Regions from separate parts of the Homo sapiens genome. Here region 2 is linked to region 1. Evidence: chromatin loops called from intact Hi-C (ENCODE). Cell type or tissue: B cell. All regions are shown on one strand. Links, peaks and the distances in the headings refer to the core of each region. The heading gives the core; the rest is flanking DNA. Region 1 overlaps ZNF710 (zinc finger protein 710). Region 2 has its middle 30 kb from the start of ZNF710.

Region 1 (2,911 bases), core at 307-2,806:
GGGAAATGTCTCTTTTTGAGGGTATTCCAAAATAGGTAACACTTGTTTAAAACCACCGAAGAATGTGGGGGCAGAGCCACTTACTCCAGGAAGCCTTTCAGTAATAGAAATAGGCTGTGCTTTACTGTAACGATCCAGATACCTGCTGTCTCCTGCCCCCAGGGTGGATGTGTACATAAGGTCTGTACTAGTGCACTAAGGCAAATGTGTGCTCATTCATTCATTCATTCAACAACCATTTACCGGGCACCTGCTCCAAGCCAGTACCACACTAGGCGGCAGGGGTCTGTCGCCAAGAAGACACAGGGTCTGCCCGCTGTCTGTGGACTATTTCATCAGATCAAGGACACGTGTATGTGTTTTTATCCTCCATGCTGTCTCTTGGTGGCCTTTTTGGTTCAGACCCTTTTGATAATATGATTGAAGCTATGGACACCCCCCCAAAAATGGCACTTAGGTCTATGTAGAATTTCGAAGGGTCTCAAACTCCCAGAGCCTATCCACTCATCTCTTGAAAGTGTTTTCCTAATTTCCCTGGTGATAACAGCCACCTGTAGTTCTCATCCAACATACAGCCTTGCAGGCCGCTCCCTGGAGGGTCTAATTCATGGGGCCTGGGATGGGCCCAGGAATTTTTATTCTCAACAGGGCCCCCAGATGATTCTTATCATTGATGGACTTTGGGCTATTCACCCCCAGGAGACATGGATTCCAGGAGAAAACCCACTGGTTTGGACTGTGAACTTTCTTTTCTACGGTTTGGAGGTCACTCCCAGAGCAGGACAGGGTGTTGTGTGCAAAGGGGTCCAATTTATTATCCATGGAGGAAAATTAGGATAAAAGCTGGGAGCTGGGCTGGGCACGGTGGCTCACACCTGTAATCCCAGCATTTTGGGAGGCTGAGGCAAGAGGATCACCTGAGGCCAGGAACTCAAGACTAGTGTGGACAACATAGCAAGACCCTATCTCTAAAATTTGAAAAAGGCCGGGCACGGTGGCTCATGCCTGTAATCCCAGCACTTTGGGAGGCTAAGGTGGGCAGATCACAAGGTCAGGAGTTCGAGACCAGGCTGGCCAACATGGTGAAACCCTATCTCTACTAAAAATACAATAATTAGCTGAGCGTGGTATGCGCCTGTAATCCCAGCTACTCAGGAGGCTGAGGCAGTAGAATTGCTTAAACCCAGGAGGCGGAGGTTGCAGTGAGCTGAGATCACACCACTGCACTCCAGCTTGGGTGACAGAGTAAGCCTCCGTCTCAAAAAAAAAAAAAAAAAGAGTAAAAATAAATAAATAAAAGAAATTTTTTTTAAGTTGGGAGCTGTTTTCTTTTTGATGAGTTAGTAATTTAGTAGGAACCCAGTGGGACATGTGTCTGTGGTCACAGCTGCTGTCTTAACTGCTTGTTTGGTATAAAAACTTTGTATTATAACTTAATGGTTCCCGTGTCTATGTCTCTTAGCAGCAGGGACTGTGTCTTGTGCTGTATACCCCCTCCTGACACATCGCAGATGTGTATGACCACCAGGGGGCCCTGCCATTCAGGAGTTTCTTTTATAAACACATGATGTGCACATTGTACAAATTTAGGCTGATAATAGGGACATTTCCAGTTTTATTAGCCTTTGGTTTTTGCTTTCAGCTTTTCTTCACAGTATTAACACTCTGTGGACTTGGGATTTTTTTTTTTTTTTTAAGACAGAGTCTTGCTTTTGTTGCCCAGGCTAGAGTACAGCGGCACGGTCTTGGCTCACTGCAACCTCTGCCTCCCGGGTTCAAGCAATTCTCCTGCCTCAGCCTCCCGAGTAGCTGGGACTACAGGCGCCCACCACCACGCCCAACTAATTTTTGTATTTTTAGTAGAGACGGGGCTTCACCATGTTGGCCAGGTTGGCCTCGAACTCCTGACCTTGTGATCTGCCCGCCTCGGCCTCCTAAAGTGCTGGGATTACAGGCGTGAGCCACTGTGCCAGGCCCTGGACTTGGGATTTTTAAGTCCCCCAGTAGAGGAGAAAGATGGCAAATATATAGCATATATGCTGTCACCCTGCACAATCACTCCTTGCAGACATTAACAATCCATCATAGGGTTTTATTGCCAAGCCTAGATTCAGTTTCAGAATCCTTTTCTCTTTTTGGAGACAGAGTCTTGCTCTGTTGCCCAGACTGGAGTGCAGTGGCGCAATCACAGCTCACTGCAGCCTTGACCTCCTGGGCTCAAGCAATCCTCCTGCTTCAGTCTCATGTGTAGCTGGACCACAGGTGTGTGCCACCATGCCTGGCTAATTTTTTGATTTTTTTCTTTTTTTTGAGATAGAGTCTTGCTCTGTCACCTGGGCTGGAGCACAGTGGTGTGATCTCGGCTCACTGGAATCTCTGCCTCCTGGGTTCAAGCTGGGACTACAGGTGCACACCACCACACTCAGCTATTTTTAAAAAATATTTTTAGTAGAGCCAGGGTTTCACTATGTTAGCCAGGCTGGTCTCAAACTCCTGGGCTCAAGTGATTCTCCTGCCTCAGCCTCCCAAAGTGTTGGGATTACTGTTAGCCATTGCATCCAGCCCAGAATTCTTCCTTTTTTTTTTTCTTAAAAAAAAAAAAATGTCTTGCTATGTTGCCCAGGCTAGAGTGCAGTGGCTATTAATAGGAGCAATCATAGCCTCAAACTCCTGGGTTCAAGCAAACTTCCCACCTCAGCCTCCTGAGTAACTGGGACTACAGGTGTGCAGCACCATGCCTGGCTAGACTCTTTCTTGACATTACATTTTAGGCAGCTACTAGCAGTTGACTGCAGGAGCCTCTGCAATGAAACCTACAAATTGCTGGTTTCTAGGCCTGGCAGGGTATTAACAGCTCCCCAACTCCCTATAGTGTCTACCGTGAGAGACAGGGTCACAAGTTTGACCTGGA
Region 2 (2,911 bases), core at 222-2,721, 100 kb after region 1:
CTCCATGAGTTTTATTTAATTATTAAATAGGAGAAACAAATTAGAAACTCAGGAATACCTGAATGCAGTCTGGGTTCATTCAGAAATGAACATTTGATCCACTAAGGGAGTGTCTGATTTTCAAATGACTTATCTTCATTTAATAATATTTAATTGGCTTAGAATGGCAGAGTATGGGTTCTCTAGGTTGGAAAGGACATTAGGCAGGGCTTGCGGTGTGGCCCCAGGAATCCTGGGCTCAGCAGAGCTGCCTCAGTGTCAGGAAGGCCCAGTGGGCAGAGTTCCAGGGATTTGCCCCTGAAAGAAGTTTGTAAACCCCACAGTTCAATGCATAAACCCATTCTGATATTCCTGGTACGAGACTGAGGCCCTTCTTTGAACAATTCTGTAACATTAGACATCACTACCTTTCTTTATTGGAACAGGAATCTACTGCCCTGTTAGGGCCATCTGTGTCCAGCTTCTAGATCTGATTTCCAGAATTCTCCATTCTTTTTTATTTTAACTTTTTTTTTTTTGTAGCAATGGGGTCTTCCTATGTTGTCCAGACTGATCTCAAACTCCTGGGCTCAAGCCCTCCTCCTGCCACAGCCTCCCAAAGTGTTAGGATTACAGGCATGAGCCACCACACTTGCCTGAATTCTTCATTCTTAAGAAACAGCTTCCAGCATAACCCACAGGAACTGCAGGGTTCTGCCCCATGGGCCCTCCTGAGGAAGCTTGGGGACTGACGGCTTCTGCTGAGCCTCAGAAGAAGGAAGGAACCCAGCATCCTTGAGAATCCGTTTTTAGGCCGAGGTGGGTGGATCACTCAATGCCAGGAGTTCGAGACCAGCCTAGCCAACATGGTGAAACCCCGTCTCTACTAAAAATATACAATTTAGCTGGGTGTGATGGCACATGCCTGTAATCCCAGGTACTCTCAGGAGGCTGAGGCATGAGAATTTCTTGAACCCGGGAGGCAGAGGGTGCAGTGAGCTCAGATCATGCCACTGCACTCCAGCCTGGGCAACAGAGGGAGACCCTGTCTCAAAAAAAAGGGGAAGTCAATTTTTTTTAGAAATTCCTGTTGAAGTCCAATAACTCAGGGACCAGAGGCCTTTGAGACAGTGAGCTCTGTCCTCTGTGAAACCATAGCTTGTTATACAACAGGCTGTAATTAATATCTCCAGGAGTCTGAAAGACACCCCATCACTAATAAAAAATGAAAGCCGTCTGGGCCCAGTGCCCAGAGCCTGCAGACTCCTGCCAGGCCGGGATCCTCCAGCAGAGAGCGCTCACAGGGACAAGACACGTCAACCATGCCCCTACAGTCCCAGCCTCCAAATTGCAGAACACAGCTCTGTCCCACCTGGTTTTGCTCAGCCAGAGCAGGGCAGGCACCAGAAGACCTGCTTCTTCAGGGTGTGAGCCACTCAGAGGACAGACCTGGGCGTGTTGGGGTCAGGTGGGGGAGAGGGAGAATGGGGCACCTGCTTCAGGAGTGAATTTCCTTTGATTCCCAACTTGCACATCTGTTTGTTGCCCATTTTGCAAGGATTGGGCTTCCACTCTGGTGTAGGGCACATGGGTTCAGCCAGAACTTTCCTGCACACTGCTGCTAGATTCACTTGCTGAAAACACCTCTCAAATCGCACCACTCTTTTACTCAAGAACCTGTAACGACCCCATGTCCATGGTATCAGGTGGACTTTTCTGACTGGTGTCAAGGCCTTTGGTAATTTGCCTTCTCTGTTCCAATCTGCATCGTCTCTACATAGGCAGGCTGGTCTCCCTCTCTGGCTGCCCCAAACTGCCACCCAGTTTCTATTCCATAAAATGGCACCAGTAGTGCCCACCTCCTAGAGTTACCGTCGTGTGGCTTAAACAAGAGAACACATGTGAACCACACGCCTGGCATATAATAGGCACTTATAGTATGTTAAATGTTTGTGATGTCGCTGCTGCTACTGAACTCATTCCTTCCTTTGTAACTTCCCCCTTCCCTTCTCCCAGCCAAAACGTTTCTGCCCTTTACAGCTCAGCTCAAAGCTCCTCTTCTTCTTGGAAGTCATCCAGGATCATCATGTAACTGTGTTTCCAAACCTGGGGCACTTCGGAATCACCTGGGGTTTTTTTTTAATGTCTTTTTTTTTTTTTTTTTGCTTGGTTAAACATTATTTTAGTGGTAACAATGCTTTTATTACTTTTTTACCATTGTAATCATTTTTAATGTAAAATTTACCATCTAAACAATTTTTTTTTTTTTTTGCAGACGGAGTTTCTCTCCTGTCACCCAGGCTGGAATGCAATGGCATGGTGTCGGCTCACTGCAACCTTTACCTCCCGGGTTCAAGTGATTCTCCTGCCTCAGCCTCCTGAGTAGCTGGGATTACAGGCACCCACCATCATGCCTGACTAATTTTTGTATTTTTAGTAGAGACGGGGTTTCGCCATGTTGGCCACGCTGGTCTCGAACTCCTGACCTCAGGTGATACATCTGCCTTGGCCTCCCAAAGTGCTGGGATTACAGGTGTGAGCCACCACGCCCGGCCTCTCATAGAGGTTTTGATTTTCACTTGCTGGATGATTAGTGATGTAAGCACCTTTTTATATACCTGTTGGCCATTTTTATGTCTTTCTTGAGGAAATGTCTGTTCAAGTGCTTTGGCAAATCGAGTTACTTGCTTTTCTGTCACTGAGTTGTAAGAGTTTGTTGTTGTTGTTGTTGTTTTGTTTTGTTTTGAGACAGAGTCTCGCTCTGTCACCCAGCCTGGAGTGCAGTGGCGCAATCTTGGCTCACTGCAACCTCCGCCTCCTGGGTTCAAATGATTCTCCTGCCTCAGCCCTCCGAGTAGCTGGGATTACAAGAGCCCGCCACCACACCCGGCTAATTTTTCTATTTTTAGTAGAGGTGGGGTTTCACAAAGAT

The links. A loop is a pair of places that touch in the nucleus more often than their neighbours do. Peaks named below come from ENCODE experiments on the same cell type or tissue, not always from the same donor. Only the 100,000 strongest peaks of a DNase experiment are listed, where the experiment ranks them.
Region 2: it touches region 1 in a loop (11-fold over the local background); 4 of 110 quality-filtered maps call a loop at or near these places.

Annotation. Positions count from the first base shown.
Region 1 is chr15:90,070,046-90,072,956 of GRCh38, reverse strand. All of the region lies in intron 2 of ZNF710 (zinc finger protein 710), which reads right to left. Among named protein-coding and RNA genes, the nearest start is that of ZNF710-AS1, 11 kb to the left of the region's middle. In B cell, for the core only: a CTCF peak has its summit at 1,522 (motif pointing right); a DNase peak (open chromatin) is centred at 1,526.
Region 2 is chr15:89,970,093-89,973,003 of GRCh38, reverse strand. No RefSeq gene overlaps it. Among named protein-coding and RNA genes, the nearest start is that of ZNF710, 30 kb to the left of the region's middle. In B cell, for the core only: no CTCF peak of the experiment used is centred there; a DNase peak (open chromatin) is centred at 1,273.